Regions from separate parts of the Homo sapiens genome. Here region 2 is linked to region 1. A link is an interaction called in ENCODE POLR2A ChIA-PET data of the cell type or tissue named here. Cell type or tissue: OCI-LY7. All regions are shown on one strand. Links, peaks and the distances in the headings refer to the core of each region. The heading gives the core; the rest is flanking DNA. Region 1 overlaps DLGAP4 (DLG associated protein 4). Region 2 overlaps DLGAP4 (DLG associated protein 4).

Region 1 (5,369 bases), core at 72-5,071:
ACATTTCTTGTACACCTGCTGTTTGCCTGGCTCTGCGCCAGGGGCTCCACAAGGGCGCTCATGAAATCTGTACAATAAGCCAGAGGCAGATGGACTTCCCATCCCTGTTTTGCAGATAAGGAAAAGGTAGCTCAGGCCCAAGGCCAACTGTCTCCAAACCGTGTCTCTTCCCACAGCTCAGCTCTGCTTCTTGGAAAGGGAACTCCTGCTTTTAGGGTCCCAAGGGGCTGAGCCTTCTTTCCCTTTAATTAGGAGCAAGCACATTTATCCTAAAAGCCCACAAATCTTGCTTTCTAAGGATCCTGAAGGTCAGGGTGCCAGTTTAGAATTCCTTAAAGGTGGAAGAGTCAGAGGAGCTAGGGACCCTCACACAAGCAGTTTTACACACTGGACTGTGAGAAGGTTCCGGAGTTGTGCTGTGTATATGTCCAGTCTGATAGTAGGCATGTCCACCACTGGGTCTGTTGGAATTCTCAGCCAGCCCCCACCAGAGAGGGGCCCAGCCAACGCAATCAGTCACCCACAAAGGCGGGAAGGGACTTGTCTCCAAGGTGCCTTGCACAGGAGAGCCAAGTGACGGAGGCTAGGACTCATTTCTCAGGCTGCAGCCAGGAATCCCCAGTGGGCAGAGGGAAAGGGAAGGGGACTAGTGCTTACACAGTGGCTACCATGGGAGGCAGCAGTGGTTGGTCCCAGTGTACAGCCAGGAAATTGATGGCTTGGCCGAGGCCTCCCAGCCAATCATTCTCTCTGTGTGCAGCCCACACTCCTCTGAACACAAACTTGGTCATGAGGCAGAGCAACCACATGGCAGGCACAGCCTCCAGGTGCCCCTCACCCTGCTGGTCCCTTGCCTCCAGCAAACACCCAGCATCTGTATGCCAGTTTGCTTTGGCAGATACTCTGAGCCCAGTGGTATGCAGGGTACAATTGTAACTGTAACCGTGTTCGTCATACCAAAATCTGGACAAAGGTTTTGAGAGATTTTTTGCTCCTTTGGAACAGAGGTGGCCTGAGAAATGCTATTTGGACTTTGGAACAGTGGACTAGAGTGACCTATGCTGTCCCTTTCCATTGTAGTAATTCATTTGATGACCATCTGGAGCCAGTTGCTTTCTCGTAAATTTGCTCATTCTCCCGTATATTCATTCTTTTTGTTTTGTTTCAGCACGTTGGTTCTGGATCTTTAATATTTGTTTAGTTTGTTTTGATTTGCAGAGCACTTTCATACACATTATCTCAGTAGATCTTTATCCAACTTTGGAAAGTATTACTATTCTTATCATCCTTGTTTTTCAGAAGAGGAAACTGAGGTTCACTGGTAGAAAGAGGCTTGACCAAGCTCACTGTGGCTGAGCTACTTATTCAATAAATATTTATTAAGTGCTGCTCTGTGCCTGGCAGTGAGCTGGCCCTGGGGAAACACTGACAGACAGAGCTGCCTTAAAGACTTAGTTTCTGACCTCCCAGAGTCTGCAGCAGCAGCACACCGAGATCTAGCCAGGATCCACCCCAGGCTCCTAACCTGCATCCTGGGCCCTCTCCACTTCAGGTCCCTGTAGTTTGGGCCTGTGGCTTAGGTCTAGACTGTTGCAGCCCGTGAGCCCTTATCCTGGAGCATCTTGGTATAAAGCAAGCCAAGGCATAAGTCTCTGCAAACCGAACTTCAAAAGTAACAAAAGAGGCTGGGCATGGTGGCTCACGCATGTAATCCCAGCACTTTGAGAGGCTGAGGCGGGCGGATCACCTGAGGTCAGGAGTTCGAGACCAGCCTGGCCAACATGGCAAAACCCAATCTCTACTAAAAATACAAAAATTAGCCGAGCGTGGTGGAACATGCCTGTAATCCCAGCTACTCAGGAGGCTGAGGCGGGAGAATTGCTTGAACCCGGGAGGTGGAGGTTGCAGTGAGCCGAGATCGCGCCATTGCACTCCAGCCTGGGCAACAGAGCAAGACTCTGTCTCAAAAAAAAAAAAAAAAAAGTAACAAAAGAGGTCTTCAGGAATGGCTTAATTATTAACAGGGTGAGGAAGGGCATCTCAGCAGAAGGCCATCTGCTCCTTCTCCCTGGGGGAACGTTGCCCAAGGGCTGCTTTACCTAAGATCCTTGTGTGAATTTTCTGCAGCCTCCAAATATTTGATTACACTCTGCACAGGTGTGGAGCTCTATGGCCATGTGCTGAGCTGGGGACCCTCCCCACCTCCTTTAATATTAAATGAGATGAAATAAAGTAAGGTCCTAGGATAGCAGGTCTGAAAAGGACTCTGGCCCAGCCCCTTCCTTTCCCATGAGTAGGAACTAAATCTCGGAGGAAAGGGACTTGCCAGGATCCCATACTGAGAGACCTTCCTTCCCCTTCCCCTCCCTTATCAGTTTCACTTAATTTCCCGTCCTTCCTGTAGGAACCCTCTCATCCCAGCTGTACATGGTCAGCATTCAAAGCCTTCTTCAAATCCTTCCTATGCCTCAAAGTCAAGTTTTCCCACAGTCTTCCCTGGCACTCTCCTCCACACCCCAGAGCCCCACAGTGTCCAGGCTTCCTCAGTCTACTCTCAGAGGCTGACTGCCTGTTCTGCAAGGCTAGACCAGCAGCCCTTGAGGAGACATTTCAAAATCTGTGTGCCTGGGTCCTGCCTCCCCTCCCAACCCAGGGAGTCTGATACCTGAGATCTAGGAAGAGGCATCTCTGGATACGTTTTGCTGGAGGTTTTTTTTGTGTGTAAAAGTTATATTTTTACTGAAAAAGCAATACATGTATGTTGGTTTAAAAAAATTCAAACTTGGTTAAAAAAAAAAAAAAAGCCCAATGAAAAATTAGTCCCTGTCCTACCCAGACACCTAATCACTGTGACGAGTCTTGAGGTTTCCTTATAGAAATACTCAGCATCACGTGCAGCTATTGTCAGTAACATCCCTTTTTATTACTTAGACAGTGGCATAGTCTCTCCCTACTTTTCTATACCTTGAATTTTTCATGTAAGTCTCTGTTGCAGGTTATTCTTGGTGGGCACATACAGGTTCATGGCCACCTTTGCTCCTGAGCATGTGGCTTTCCATTGACGGATAGACCACCAGTTGTTTGTCCTCTACTCAAGGATGTTTAGCTTGTTCTCAATCTTGCTGCTGTAAACAGTGCTGCAGTGAACACCCTTTCCTGTGTGTCTCCATGCACGAGTGCATGTGTAGCTGTCGGAGCCATTTCTGCACACAGAATTACTCTTTCCAAGAGTCTGTGCGCTTAAAATTTTGTCATGTATTTTTTAATTGCCTTCTTTTTCATTCTGAAAATGTATATATTTTAAAAGGCACCCCGCCTTCACCCCCAGATTCAAATTTGTTTCCTCCATGAGCTCCTCTCGTGCTGCACCTGCTTAGCAACGGTGAAGCCAGTGAGCTCATTCAAATATTTACTGACCTTGCCGGGCGCGATGGCTCATGCCTGTAATCCCAGCATTTTGGGAGTCCAAGGCAGGCAGATCACAAAGTCAGGAGTTCGAGACCTCTACTCGACCTGGCCAATATGGTGAAACCCCGTCTCTACTAAAAATACAAAAATTAGCCGGGCGTGGTGGTGGGTGTCTGTAGTCCCAGCTACTCAGGAGGCTGAGGCAGAAGAATCACTTGAACCTGGGAGGCGGAGGTTGCAGTGAGCCGAGATTGCACCTCTGCACTCCAGCCTGGGTGACAGAGCAAGACTCCATCTCAAAAATAAATAAATAAATAAATAAATAAACTGACCTCCTGAATCCCAGTGCTGGCTTGGCTGCTATACTCTTGCCCTTCACTGAACCTCAGTTTTCCTCATCTGAATAGTTGGGAGACTCATTCCTGCCTTTCTCATGTCCCTGGCTATTTGGTAAACCAGCCAGTAGGAAGACATCGTGAAATGTATTAAAGTGGTCTTAGCTAGACAGAGTGGGCATGCCAGGGTCAGCAGAGATTCTGAAGTCTAGACCAGTTCCCTGGGTGGGCCGTTGTCAGTCCTAGCAGATGGCCAGGTCAGCCCTCAGGCTGGAAATTTTAGGGCAGCTATTGGTAGGTGTCTCCTCTTGCTGTGCTGAGATACGGTCAAGATCATACTTAGGCTTTTGTTGGAAGAACATACAAGACGAGAGAAAAAAAAAGATCATACTTAGGGGCTCCCGGAATTTGCTCTGCCCTAGGTTGCTGAGACCTCTAGAACCTGTGCAGGCTAAAGGAACTCAGTCGGTAGATCCGAGAGAGGTGGTCAGGGAGACCAGGAGCATGTCTACACTGCCAGCAGACTTTTGCCTCCTCCCCCAAGCCAGCAGGATGGCCCAAAAAGGCTCCCCCAGCAGATCATCTTTGCAGCTCCTTTTTTAGCTCCAGTGGCAGCAGGGATGAGGAAGGGAAAGTTCTATCATTTTTTTCTAATTTAAAATGACATTTAAAATCACTAGCCTAGTGGGGGCCAGGTGTGGTGGCTCATGCCTGTTATCCCAGCACTTTGGGAAGCCAAGACGAGTGGATCACTTGAGCTCAGGAGTTAAAGACCAGTCTGGGCAACATAGCGAAACGCCGTCTCTATAAAAAAATACAAAAATTAGCTGGATGTGGTGGTGCACACCTGTATTCTTAGCTGCTTGTGGGGCTAAGGCGAAAGGATCACTTGAGCCCAGGAGGTCAAGGCTGTAGTGAGCTGTTTGTGCCACTGCACTCTAGCCTGGGTGACAAAGCAAAACCCTGTCTCAAAAAAAAAAAAAAAAAAAAAATCACTAGCTTAGTTCCTCCCTCCTATTTTATCAATAGGAAAACTGCAGCCTGGAGAAGTTGAAGATCTCCTCCCAAGTCTCCCAGTGAACTTGACAGGTCTCAGCTCACTTCTGCTTGGATTAGAAGCCAGGCATTTGACTCTCCTAGTCCTTAACTCTCAACATCTTTCCCAAATTGTTCTAGTCGTAAAGTTTCACTTTGGGGTTAAAAACCAAAGTGAAAGAAAAATGGCAAAGCAGGAAGCAGCCACTTCAGACCCAGCCCAGGCTGAGGGGACACTCTGAGGGACCCAGGCCCAGGTGGCCTCATGAGGAGGGGAGCAGGCCTTTTCCCTACCCACTCCCACCCTTGCTCTGGGAGCCTGGCTGGGGTAGGGACTGGGTGGGGCCCCGCAGGGAGAGGCGCCAGGCTACAGACAGGCAGTGGCGTCCTGGCCTGGCCCACTGCTGTCTGGGAGACAGCCAGTAGGATGGGTTCTCTGGTGAAGTCAGCCCCATGTGGGTGTGGTCCCAGCCGGGCTCCAGGTAGGCCTTTTAAACTCCCATCCTTCCGGGGCAGAGCTGAGCTGGAGCTGGGCTTCTGTCAGCTTGGGAAAGAAATCCTGGCTTCCCAAACCCAGCTTTCACAGAGCAT
Region 2 (5,369 bases), core at 151-5,150, 130 kb before region 1:
GAGTCACCCAGACATCGGGGGAAGGGCGGGCCTGTCGTCCCAGCTTCCGCTCTCCAGCATTTTCCTAATGCTGCTGGGGCGCCGTCCCCAGCACTCAGTGGGCACCACCACAGCCTCCCGCCTTCCTGCAGGCTGGCAGAGCAGGCTCAGCTCCCCAGGCACACTTCATTCGACTTTCTCCTCATTTCTTTGAGCAGATTGAAGAGTGGGAACAGCAGCAGGCTGTTGGATCGGGGTGTCGGGGACAAGAGGGTTCATTTCCCAGGAACCCCTGGTGGCCGGAGTGGAGCCCTGAAGTCCAGGTAGGAGGCTGTGCACATAGCCCCCCACCACCCTCTTTCTGGGCTGGGGTCTCCCCAGCGAGGGGCCAAAGGTCAGAACTTTAGAGCCAGGGGCCTCCATACATTTGCTGTGTGGTCTTGGGCAAGTCACTCCTTCTCTCTGTGCCTCAGACTCCTCTTTGGCAAAGTGGGGCACAAGATGGCTCCTATCTCTTCATCCCACTGCAAGAACCTGGAAGCCAAGGCACGGCCTCCAGAAGGGATAACGGGAGTGCTTGTTGGCTGAATGGAGTTGGGGGCTGGATAGACAGGGTAGGCCAGTGAGTGTGTCTGGGTAAGGGCCTATCAGGGAAAGGGGAGTCTGTTTGGGGCTGGAGGCCTCAGCCCAGTAGGTTCCCAGCCTTGAAGGCCAGGCCCAGCTCCCACCAAGGCCCCATGACAGCCTCGGTACTACCAATGCTGATGAATGCCTGGGCGCCAGCAGCCACCCCGCTCAGTGGAATCAGCTGTGATTTATGGGATTGGGGCCCGCAGGGAGCAACTGTCTGAGCTCAGAGAAGCCTCAGAAAAATGGGTCAATGCAGGGCAGGGCTGGGATGGAGGTAACCTCTGCCAACTGGAAAGGCTCAGAGACTGGCTCCTCTGCCGCATAGTCCTGGTGGGGAAACTGAGGCCCATGGAGGGGCCTTTGCTGGCAGAGAGGCCCTCTAGTGGGCAGCAGAAATCAAAAGCCAGAACTAGTGTCCAGTACTGGGAGGTACCTTATAGACTTCAGGGTAGCCAGGGAAGGCCTCTCAGCAGAGGCGACATTTGTGCTAGGCCCTGAGGCATGAGAAGGAGCCATGCTGGTAGGAGGTGAGCTGGTGGTGGGAGCAGCAAGGGCCTGAGCTTGGAGGTGGGACAGAGGCTGGCACGTTCAGGAAAGAACAAGGAGGGCAGGGCACCTGAGGGACTGAGTGAGGGGGAGGGGAGAGGGAGAGGATGCTAGAGAGGAGCGGGGACTGCTCAGCCCTGAGGGGCCTTCTGGCCCTCAGCCCCAGTTTGGGCCTTTTCCTAAGTGCCCTGGAAAGCCTCTGAAGTGCCGGCAGCTCACCGGCTCACATTTTACAAAGACCCCTCTGGCCTCTGTGAAAGTGAATTGGAGCAGCATGTGGAAGGCAGGGAGTCTGAGGAGACGGCTGCAGACATCGTGGCAACGAACAGCTGTGGCTTGGACCCAGGGTGGCCAAGAAAGACCCAAGCCTGGGAGCTAGAATTTGTCCCTGGGATTCTAGTTTAAGCCACTCATCTCCTCTGGGTAGTGACCAATTTTAATGTCTCAAAACTGTGATCCCTTGATGCCCCACACCAGGGCCCAGGAACCGTGTTTCACAGAGTCAGTGCCACATCATACCAACTTTATGATGTGCTCAAGGTCACCCAACTTGGAAGGAGCAGAGCTGGGATGGGAAGCTGGGTTTCTTAGTTCCACCGCTTTTTAATGCCTCATTTGCCCCTATTCCCACCGGAGGTGAAAGCTGCACCTCCTCAAGGAAAAAAAATGGATTTTTGAGGCTACCAGGTACCCCCCCCCAACCCCCCGTTGGGTGAATTTGAACTATATCTGTGTCTGCACGCATGCATGCACACACTTCACTCAGCAGGAAATTTGGGACAGGAGCAGCTTGGGTGCATGTCTGGGCCTTCTCCTTGCTGGGAAACCAGGCCAGAGCTGGAGAGGCCCCAGCAGCACTGCTCTGGTGCCACCCTCTCCCCGGTACTCAGATGCCTGCTGGCAAGGGCACTGGTGGGCCCCGAGTGGCTGCTGGCCCGTGGCTACAGCTGACACACATTGTCTCTGAGCTACTTCATGTTTCTGCCTTTGACAGAGAACCCTCCAGCAGAGCAGTGGGATCACTACTGAGGGAGCTGCCTGCCTGCTGTTCCGGCCATGGGGGTGCAGGGGAGTGCTGTTCACCTTGCCAGGGGAGCCTAGCATAGACCATCAGGAAAAAGTCTGTGCCGGGAGGTGGAACTGTGGGTTTTCTGGGTGACTCGTGGTAAATCAGGTCCCTCTCTGGTCCTCACTTCCCCCATCTGAACAGTGGGAGTGTGGTGGGATAGATTCAGTGATTTCAAACCTAACCTGGTCTGAATCTCTGCTCCCGACTCTTCACTAGCTGTGTGACCTTGAGCAGTTAACTTCACCTCTCTGAGTCTCAGAATATTCATCTGTATTCTTATCCCCATTTTCGTACTTACTTTACCCGACTGCTGGGAGTAGAAGCAGGTAAAATTCTTGGAAGACCAGGCACACAGCAAGCACCCAAGCAAAGTCAGCCTCCCGAAATAATAACAAGTCCACAATGTAACAGTGATGGCTGATGCTTACTGGGCCCCTCCATCTACCACATGCCTCATCTGCACTTGGTCTTCACTACAGACCCGTGAGGTCAGTGCCCTTATTCTCCCCAGTTTACATTTGAGGGAACTGAGGCACAAAAGAGGAGCTGGCCTGAGATCACATTGCTGGGGTGTGTAGAGCCCAGCCGACCATGGCTCCCTACCTGTCCCCAGGTACTCATCTTCCTTTCTTAATCCCCAACCTCCAGCTGCTCTTAGAAGTGTTTTCCAGGGGAACCTGGTCTTGGGAGCCTGGTTGGGATTTCAGAACCTTGGACAGCTCCCAGTGGACCTGGGCCTCGGCTGGGCCTAGGGCCCTGGGTGTGAGGTCCTATTCAGTGGGATGAGACCCTCCACCTCATCTTGGCCGTGTGGAGGCAGCAGGACTCTGGATGAGCCAGCAAAGCTAAGGGTCCCCCCTCCTTCCCTAGGCACATCGAGTCCACTGGACCCAGAGGCTCTTTGGGAGGGGAGGAGCCAGGGCCCTACTTCCATGTCTCAGCACCTCCACACCCCTCCTGGGCCTTGCCATCACCATGGAAACAGGTGGAGGATGCACTCCCAAAGACCCCACTTCAGGAACTTGGGCTTGGGAAGCTCAGGACTAAATTTGAAGGGACCTAAAGTCACTACTGCCTCTGTTTTCCCTCCAGCCCATTATACAAGATGGGGAAACTGAGGCCTAGAGAAAGGAAGGCTGGATTCTTGACATGTCCCAGCTGGAAGGTTCCCAGGTATCAGCTGGCCCCACTGTTCCATTATATAGACGAGAGAACTGAGGCAAAGGGACCATCTTCAGAGAGGTGCCCCCTGCAATTGGCTTCTGGAGGAATCGCTTTTTTTCCTTCCTCACAGGTGCCATAATTTGAAGCATGTGTTGTTTTTGTGTTTGGTATCTCTTCTCCTGCTGGTGGACAAACCAAGGTCAGGGCCATTTGTTTGTGGTCATATCCCAGGGTCTGGTACACACTGTGGCAGATAGAGCGTTGGCTCTGGGGCCAGCTGGCCTAAGTTCAAATTCCAGCTTCTGCCAAGGCTGTGAGACTTTGGGCAGGTCACTTCTCTTCTCTCTCAGGCTCTTCATCTGTGAAATGGGAGAATGATGGCATCTGCATCCCAGGCTTGTTTTGAAGATTGACTCAGATGGTATAAGCCTCAAGCCTTGCCTATGGCGAATGTACAGCCAATGTCAGCTGTTACTATAGTCACCTGTTAGTGGGTGCCCAGGACGTATTTGTTGAATGAATGAGCAGAATCCACCCACCTGCCCCACTGTAAGGGCTTTTCTTCAGGACATCAGGGGCTGCCTCCTCCTGATCCTATTACTTTTTTTTTTCTGAGACAGAGTATTGCTCTGTCACCCAGGCTGGAGTGCAGTGGCATAACCATGGCTCCCTGCCGCCTTGACCTCTCAGGCTCAAGTGATCCTCCCACCTCAGCCTCCCAAGTAGCTGGGACTACAGGCACTTACCACCACACCAGGCTAACTTTTTTATTTTTGTAGAGACAGGGTCTTGCTATGTTGCCCTGGCTGTTCTCAAACTCCTGGCCTCAAGCAATCCTCTTGCCTTGGCCTCCCAAAGTGCTGGGACTACAGGTGTGAGCCACCATGCCCACCCTCACATTTTTTTTCATTCCAGCAGACAATGACCTCTCACCTGCCTTGTCAGAGGGCCTTGAAATTTAGCATAAATTGTAATCCCTTGGAGGGACTTGATGCGAATCCCTGGCCTCACCAAGACCACTGGGATCCAGGGCTCTATGGGCAGAGTCCAAGGACTGACGGCTGTGGGTACCCCATGCTTGTCCGTGGCTCTGGCACTATTGTGGCTGCCTCAGGGGGTTCAGTGAAGAACTGTGCCATAGCCATTGTGCTGACCATGTGGGTGACATAGCCCTACTCACTGTTAGCAGGAGCTCTGCCCTCTGGGACAGGCACTGGAAGCCTAAGCAAGATGCTAGGCCCAGAGAGGAACCATCCGGGACACTCTCCTGGAAGCGGTGGGTTTCAGCCAGGCCTGAAAGAGTGGGACGGATGTTGCCCAGCTGAGATTGGCAGATGGCATTGTGGATGGGGGAACAGAGCCCACAAAGTGGTGCAGGCAGGAAAAACAGGTTGTGCCTGGTGTGTGGTGTGGGATGAGCTGGTAGATGATATATTGGGAGAAGTAGGTGGGATTTATCTGGATTGTCAAAGACTTGGAATGCTACATCTTATACAAGCCCCTTGATTTCCTCTCTCTGTTTTCCTTCTGTCACTTGAGTGTTTTAGGACCCATTTTTTTTTAATTCTATGACCCCAATTTCTACTCTTCCCCTCTACTCCAGTTCTTTCCCATCACCTCTCTCCTCTTAAAACTCATGCATACCCTGACCTTTCAATCTGTTTCTTATGAAGTGAATCCATGCTGAAGTCACAGTGGCCAAAAATGAGTTGTCACAGGGCTGGGGAGGGGTTTCTTGTAACAGGGGCCTTCAGTACCTCGGCCCAAGACAGAGACTTCGGTGGTGGAAACTTGGGCAGCACACTGGGGACATTTGAGAGAACATTGACAGGTCTGTCACTCCAGTGTGTGGTGTGGGCATTTCCAGTCTTTTCCTCCTTCCTGAAGCTTTGCCTGTGCTACTCCCTGTGCTGGGCACTGTCCCTGCCCTCAGAGTGCTCTGTCTGGTTGGGGAGATGTGGTGGTGCAGGGCTCCCAGATC

The links. Peaks named below come from ENCODE experiments on the same cell type or tissue, not always from the same donor. Only the 100,000 strongest peaks of a DNase experiment are listed, where the experiment ranks them.
Region 2: POLR2A ChIA-PET joins it to region 1 with 5 read pairs; 2 of 35 experiments call an interaction of 5 or more read pairs at or near these places.

What each region holds. Positions count from the first base shown.
Region 1 is chr20:36,467,788-36,473,156 of GRCh38, forward strand. The region is part of intron 7 of DLGAP4 (DLG associated protein 4); the gene reads left to right. Among named protein-coding and RNA genes, the nearest start is that of MYL9, 71 kb to the right of the region's middle. RefSeq lists an enhancer at 4,754-5,369. In OCI-LY7, for the core only: no CTCF peak of the experiment used is centred there; DNase peaks (open chromatin) are centred at 784, 2,874, 3,144 and 3,384; H3K4me3 peaks cover 3,824 bases; H3K27ac peaks cover 4,718 bases.
Region 2 is chr20:36,341,775-36,347,143 of GRCh38, forward strand. All of the region lies in intron 1 of DLGAP4 (DLG associated protein 4), which reads left to right. Among named protein-coding and RNA genes, the nearest start is that of DLGAP4, 38 kb to the left of the region's middle. RefSeq lists an enhancer at 1-515. In OCI-LY7, for the core only: no CTCF peak of the experiment used is centred there; a DNase peak (open chromatin) is centred at 2,947.